Regions from separate parts of the Homo sapiens genome. Here all the other regions are linked to region 1. Evidence: read pairs that join two places in POLR2A ChIA-PET (ENCODE). Cell type or tissue: MCF 10A. All regions are shown on one strand. Region 1 has its middle 120 kb from the start of LINC01204. Region 2 overlaps MIR222HG (miR222/221 cluster host gene). Region 3 overlaps MIR222HG (miR222/221 cluster host gene).

Region 1 (2,500 bases):
GAAATGGGTAGGATGAGTAGAATAGGTGTTTGCCGTGAGTCTTCCATCTCCTCCGTAAGTTCCAAACACATTCCATTACAGATTCAGATTTTTGAATGAAGGCACTGACATTTACTGAAATGCATAAGCTCTTGTGGGAAACAAGCAATGAAACTTAACCATGAAGAATTAAGTCTATTAATTATTTCCTGAAAGTTGGAAGCAAAAATATGGGGAAAAGGGGAGGAGAAATTGGGAACACCATGGAGAGGAAAGAGAATACTGAAGAAAGCTTGGTCCACTTTCTCTTCTGCCTTATTAGTGTGTAATAAGCTTTAGAAAGTGGGTTTTGGTGGTAACTTTAGCCCGTCTGAAGCTGGACAACACCAGCAATTTCCCCAAGTCCAGTACACACACACACACACACACACACACACACACACACACAGTTTCCTCATTAAGTCCTACTCATCATTGAGGACTTTAACAATTCTTAACTGCCCATGGCATACTGACTACAACATCTCTCATAGTCTTTATAGCACTATATTGTAATTATTATTTTTCTTCTCTTCTTCACCAACTCTTAAAATCTTTGTGGGCAGTGACTGTGTCTTCTATCACAGTATCTTCTAACACCACATCTGGCATATAGTAGGTGCACAGTAAATTTTTATTGAGTGAATGAATGAAGAAAATGAAGCCACTTAGCTGCATTTTAACACTAAAACCCTAAATTTTTCTCCAAAAAGAATATGAATTTTTAAAGAATTATGAACGTGTTCCCCTCCCAACAATGATTCTTACGAATTTTCCATGGCTATAGCTTGCGTGTGAGTCTTACAAACAGCATTTGGCAGCAGTGTCCTTCCATATTTTCCGGGAAGAAGGAATTCTAAGTGATACATATTCAAAGAATTCTCAGGTTTTTGCATGGGTATGAAGATTTGGAGTTGGTGGGGAGGAATGGTTGGAGGAATGGGTGATAGAGAAGAAAGGAGTGAGAAGGAATATAAAGGACCAGTCACTATGGGTGGGGAAACCCAGGGTAAGAGCTGACAGAGGTTGGCAGAACCTCCAGGGCAAGTTTACTTTAGGTTGGCTATTCCCATTTCAAGTGTACACACGCCTCTGGAACTCCCTAAAGCCATTTGGAGGGGAAAACCACACCTACAGCTTCTGAAATGAAAAGTACCTCCAGGCCTCCAGAAATTAGTCCCGTGGTCTTACTATTACTCACTTCCTAGAAAAGTCATAGCTGGTCTATCCTGACCTTCAGAGCCTGCAGGAGTACAAACTCATTTTCCGAAGAATGATGATTCAAGAAGAATTTAGAGAAATCACTCAGGAAAGCCTCAGAAACAAATCTTTTTTGTCTTTTACTTTACTAAAACCTTCATGAACATTTTTACTGGGACTTTCTTTGGCAAGTTCTGGGTGAATCAGCATGAAAAACAAAAGCAATGTTGAAATTTAAATCTGTAAAGGATGTCATTTCCATTTTCTAAAAACTGCTCAGAACTTGAATGCGAAGTAATGATACATGCTTTCCAGCTTCATGTGAAGTCATACTTATAACCTGCAGCTTGGCATCATCTCTAGTTTTAGTGGTACTATTATTACCTATAGTTCTTTATTTTCTTCAACAACTTCAGTCTTGTTTTCCACCCTGGCATCGGTAACAGTAGTTCACCTTTAGAGAAAATATATTTACATTACCTTTACGTGTGTATGCTTACTTAGCAAGCAGAAAGCCAGTTTTGAGAATACTCTGTCCATTATTTCCTCCTCCCTTATGCCAGACTCTTGAGATTTTAACATTTGAATTAAGGCAAGGTTCTTTCTTCCAGTCTGGTTATGTCTTTTCAGGCCAAGTGAGTATGGCCTATGGATTCAAGCCCTAGATTGTAGCAAGTAGAAACTTGTTGATAGTCCCTCCCTGAAATAACTGCCATCAACCAAAAGAAGCAGATAATCCACTTTTGTGCTTAGGGCAGCATGTTTTGTAGATGCCATGCTGCAGGCATACCTATGTGGGCTTGTGAGAAATGAGGAATCTGGCCTATGTGCTTCAGCATCTGCAAACAAGCAAGCTCACAGTTCATCCCAGTCCAGCTCTTCCATCAGAGGATGACACATGCACCATTATTTTAATAAAGTCCATGTGTTGTGAATGAGTCTCATTCATCAATTGTCCCCCCAAAAGTTTTATTTCTTGCAACCACTGCATTTCATCTTTCTCACAATGAATTCATATTATAGGTACTCACAGATGTATATATTGACCTACCAATTACTTCAAAAGAAAAAGAATGGAGAGGGATATAGCAAAGAGATATAATAGAGATAGATAGATAGATAGATAGATAGATAGATAGATATAGATAGAATGCTTAAGGAACCACTGAATCAGTAAATCAAGCAACAAATGTGGGTGTTACTGGCATGCGTAGAATGATGGATGGATATTCTAGGAGCCTACATTAGGAGGACACTAAAACTTTCACTTTTTTCATCCCCT
Region 2 (2,500 bases), 150 kb after region 1:
CAGTTCCTACCAAAACGTGTCTACTAAGTACCTACTATGTGCCAGACACTGTTCTTAGATGCCAGTGATTCATTTAGAATGGTACCCGGCATATAATATGAACTCAATGTATGTCAGTAATTATGGGTCCACAAATGCTTACCTGACACTCAGATTGATTATTATTATTATTTTATAAAGGTAATAGGTTGACTATTCAATATAGTATATAAACCTCTAGGGGAGTCTGGAACAATACTCCGTGATCAAACACATTAATACTTCTACAGTAAAACATACAAAGATTCATTCTGAGCGAGCTAAACAAAGACTATCATTAGCTTCACATCAGTTCAGGTCAGGATTTGCTGCCAAATTTGTTACATGAAAATCTTTTGATTTTCAGAGCTTTTTGGATTACAGAAGAGATGGTGGGCATATATTTATTAAGAGACTAACCCCACTGAAATCTTTTTCTTTCTAACTTCAGGAGGTTCTAGCAACCAAATAAATAGTTAAAACTATTTAGGAGTAGGAAATAGGAAGACCTTCAGACATGGAAAATCAACAACTGCATAATTAAGCTATGCCAAATATTAGTCTGAACAATCCCTCTCCTCAAATACAGTGCTCCATAGATTCTCCATTGACAGACATTTCCACAAACAACAGGTCTCAAACAATCTTTTTCTAAGTACTTTTCAAAAGCACTTTTTGAATATAGAATAAAATACTTAAATTTTATCACTATTTTAATAGTACAACCTTGTCTTTCCCATAGAAAAAAGACAAAAGCTATTAAATGACAAATGAACAACTGGTTTAAAAACATGTGCCTTAAAAGAACACAGTATCCTCTGTAGTCTGCCTGGGGGAGATGAATAAACGTTATGCCAAAGTGGTAAACCATCCTGCTACCAAAGGAATTTTCTCCACATTGCATTTTAAGGAAATTCACAGCTCTTGAAGAGCTATACAATAACTGGTTCAAGATGTTCTCACTGCTGGTCAGCACTGGATAAAGGATTTGCAGAAACCCATGGAAGCCTATTTCTCTTGCCTCTTTATTGCCCCCATGTGTTGTTATTTATCTTCCCCAACTTTTCTGACCCTTTCCATGTATTTTTTTAATTGAAGTATTGCTTTGTTCAAGACCTATGTTTACCACTCCCATGGCGATCCTGTACACAAAGACAAGTCAGGAAGACATGAAACGAACGGAGATACTTATGTTGCTTCATGGTTTTTCCCCTTCTCATTATCCTCCTACTCAATGAGACTATAGTGGGAGGTCTGAATGACATTTCCAAACCAAGAACTTAAAGCTACATTTCAACACCCAACTACTCAGTTGTCATAGGAACAACACTATGAGGCTTATCTGGGTTCTAACAAACAGCCACTTGTTTCACTAATGATTAAAACTCCCCCTTCAAATCAAATATAGACACCCATACATATACAGACCTCAAAAGAAAAATTTAATTGGGTAAAACTGTATACTACACCAAAAACTTAAGAAACAAGCCCAAAGGGAAAGCATTTACGTTCCCGAACATGCAAATTCAAACACTATTTCAGAGAAATTATTTTGAGGTCTGTCTCTTGACCAGATCCCTTCAGTTTGTTGTTTTACACACCCACAAAGACAAAGGCATATGCATGGCATTAATATCTTTTAACAGGGTATACGAAAATGTGAATACTCTCAATGACCCCAGAGGAGAATTCAGAGCAAGCAATGCTACTCACTTTCGATGTACTTTTAAAAATTAACAAATTGAGAACAGAGAACGGCAAATAGAATTGAAAACATGAAGTTCTCAGTTAATTCTTCTGGGATATACTTTCTAGCATTTACTGTTCCAACCTGTTTCTATCACATTTTGTCATTCAAAACAATGGATTTTAAATGGATGAGGAAAACCTAAAAATTAGAGGCTTTTTTCCAACAGGCACGGCAGTATTTATCCAGATTATTAAATCATCATGTTCTCCCCAAGTATTTACTTACATGAAATACAGAGTTGAAAACATAAGCTAGCAGTTGAATATAAATTATCTGTAAATACCTTAATGCTTTGTTGCCATTTTTCTGTCTTCAAGACTCTAAAAACCTATAAATTCATGTGCTTCAAGAAAACTAATGCCATTCCTTAATTAAGTCAAATTGACTTGTCATGTTCACAAGTTTGGATCACCCGTTTCCTGACTTATTGGAGGACCTGCCCTTAAGAGCCGTGCTTATCTTGTCTTTCTATTTCTTTAAGAATAAATACTTATGCAAAAGTCTTGAGAGCTGCTAGTCTGAGAAAACTGATCTCAAAAGTTATCCAAGTATACAAGAGGGGGAAAAAACAATTAATATATCTCACTAGATTCATCTCCCTCCCCCACCCTCATCCCACTCCACTGCTAAGAGAGAGAAATTTCAGCACTGCTATCCTGTTTTATTATACATTTTCCCTTTTGAGTTAAGGATTTTAAGATTTTGAAAGTAACAGAACAGGAACCAAAAGTA
Region 3 (2,500 bases), 140 kb after region 1:
TTATCATCTGACTGAACATAAAACTAAGAATTATTTTAAAATGAAAGCACTTTAAACATGGATTTAAAATCCCTTCAGTTCAAAATTCTAAACTGCTTGTTACTGAGTGCAAAAATCAGCAAAGATATGCCTTATGGAAGATGAGTTTTTGGCAAATTTAAATCAAATCAAAACATTCCACAGTTAGACATTCAGGTACCCCACATCTCTCTGAGGAGTAGATGTGATAGGAAGAATTGCCCACTTTGCGCTTTTTAGCTGTAATTGTGCTTCAAATAGTTCAACTTTATCTATCTTTGCTAAGGTTTTCATAGCATAATAATTTAAATTACAAAAGTAGCATTTTACTGCAAGAAGGCCTTACACGGCTTGTAAACACTCCAGTTATGAGGCACAAGGGGCTCGACTCTCCGGGATCCCTACAATAAATCACATAGACTCTCAGAATACCATCTTCACTCTCTCTAGTTATCATTTCCTACCTTCCAAACAGCTTCTTACTGTGGCCAACAGAGTCCTACCTGATCTGCCATGATGTGTCTCTTGGACACACAAAGCCTGCTCCCGTCTCTACTGCAGTTACTTTTTTATTTTCTCTGCCTGGAATCCTCTTCCTCCAGACACTCCCACAGCTGATTCCTCACTGGCCTAATAACATCAAAGAGGCCTTCCTATTAGCCCTGGTTAACGTCGCTCTACCCCTGATCCCCAGGTACTCTCTCTCTGACACAGCTTTATTTTTCTCCGCAGTGTTTACTAACACCTGCCGTATACTTATGAGTTCCATCACCATCAGCCTACCCGCTCCATGTGAGCGGGGACTTTATTCACTGCTGTATTACCAGACCCAGAACTCTCTAAGGCACATGGTAGACATGGTAGATGTATAATATATTTTTGTAAAATGTACATTTCCCATGTGGTGTCTTAGTCTGTTGTGCTGCTATAAGCTTATGAAATTTAGTTGGCACCTGAGACAATTTTTGTTAACACCTTACCAAAACTCCAAACGCCTCAAGGGCCAGGTGGACAAGAGCTGTAGGAAAGTGATCACTCCCCCAGCAGTAAAAAAAGAAAGCAGGAAAAAGAACAGTTTCTCTATAATCTCCCTGCTACCCATGCATAGCAAATAAGGGAAGGTCTTTTGGAGTATGGATGTCAAACGGAATGGGGAGAAAGGTAGATATTCACTGTCATTATCAACCTAACTTGTCCTGAGGCCTCCTTATTGGTTTTAACACAGAGAGAGAGAAGAGCCTTGAAATACTGAGACATTCTTTTAGAGTGTGAGTGATTTTGTTTTTGTTTTTAAATCTACTTCAACATTTTCTTCCCTTGGGCCATATATACCCACTAATAATGTAGACTTCACATTTCATGCTGAAAGACAAAGCATTTTCATTGCCTTTGCTGGTATGGTCAAACTTGTTTCAGAAAATGCACAGGTATAGTTTGTGCCATTGAAGACAACTTGAAGAGTGATGTCTTTCAAAAACTATAGGAGGTGATATCAAGATTTAAATAACAAGTAAAGATAATGACTCTGTCTTAAGGAAGCGTATTCCTAACTGCAACATGGAGACGAGTAATATTTTTTGAAAGAATAGTAGTATAAATTCCAAAAGCCCTCCCCTATGTTCATTCCTCATTTTCTATATATTTACTTAGAGATATTTTCAAAAAGTCATAATAAATTTGATTGAGGGCATGGCAACACTTCTTACCTTTAAATTAATTAAAATTCTATTTTAAAATTATTTTTGAAGACATCTTTGTGATGGCCTTTGTTGTCTCTTAATGTTCTTTTATTATAAGCGTAGGCAGGTGAAGCAGCAGGAGTAGAGAAAGAACAAAGCAATCTGTAACTGGTTGTGATCATTAATTGTAAACGCTACTGCACTTAATATCTTTAAACAAGGAAATTATTTGAAAGCATGAGTGCTCTTAGATTATATTTACTGATACGTTCCCTACTATGAACCCTTCTTCCGCCAACATTAAAAAGAAAGAAAGAAAAACCATTTCTCTGCACTGTTTTTCCCTCACAAGCATTTTCTCCTCTCACTTTAAAAAAAGAAATGCAGCTCCCAAAGGAAGATGCTTAAAGACCTTCATGAGTGTTGTGAGTGTCTGTCTGTGAAATATACGTTGTCTCCAAAGGGACAAACAATCAGATACAAGATGCAGTCAGTGAGGTGAAAGGAACATAGAGTGAGTTTATTGCTTCTCCTCTCCCGTCCCCTGATGGACTCTCACTCCCATCCTTTCTTTCACCTATTTGCAGGTAGATGTTGAATGACTTATGCGAGAGTATGGACAAATGAAGGAATGAACAAACAAAGGAAAGAATGAAGGCCGGCATGATTAATAAATCCTCCAAGAGCAGGCTCAGTCCAAGGCCAGGGGATTTTTTTTTTTTTTTAAAGAGACTTCCAAGCACTCTGAACCCACGGGCTAGGATAACATGCCCTCATCTTCTAAGTCAAAATTCTCAATCTAC

The links. Peaks named below come from ENCODE experiments on the same cell type or tissue, not always from the same donor. Only the 100,000 strongest peaks of a DNase experiment are listed, where the experiment ranks them.
Region 2: POLR2A ChIA-PET joins it to region 1 with 19 read pairs; 4 of 35 experiments call an interaction of 5 or more read pairs at or near these places.
Region 3: POLR2A ChIA-PET joins it to region 1 with 11 read pairs; 4 of 35 experiments call an interaction of 5 or more read pairs at or near these places.

What each region holds. Positions count from the first base shown.
Region 1 is chrX:45,620,694-45,623,193 of GRCh38, forward strand. No RefSeq gene overlaps it. Among named protein-coding and RNA genes, the nearest start is that of LINC01204, 120 kb to the left of the region's middle. In MCF 10A, no CTCF peak of the experiment used is centred here; a DNase peak (open chromatin) is centred at 1,148.
Region 2 is chrX:45,766,114-45,768,613 of GRCh38, forward strand. It overlaps MIR222HG (miR222/221 cluster host gene), which reads right to left. Exons shown (of 2, transcript NR_170290.1): 2 at 1-2,500. Among named protein-coding and RNA genes, the nearest start is that of MIR222HG, 2.9 kb to the right of the region's middle. In MCF 10A, no CTCF peak of the experiment used is centred here; a DNase peak (open chromatin) is centred at 1,228.
Region 3 is chrX:45,759,907-45,762,406 of GRCh38, forward strand. MIR222HG (miR222/221 cluster host gene) reads right to left here. Exons shown (of 2, transcript NR_170290.1): 2 at 1-2,500. Among named protein-coding and RNA genes, the nearest start is that of MIR222HG, 9.1 kb to the right of the region's middle. In MCF 10A, no CTCF peak of the experiment used is centred here; no DNase peak of the experiment used is centred here.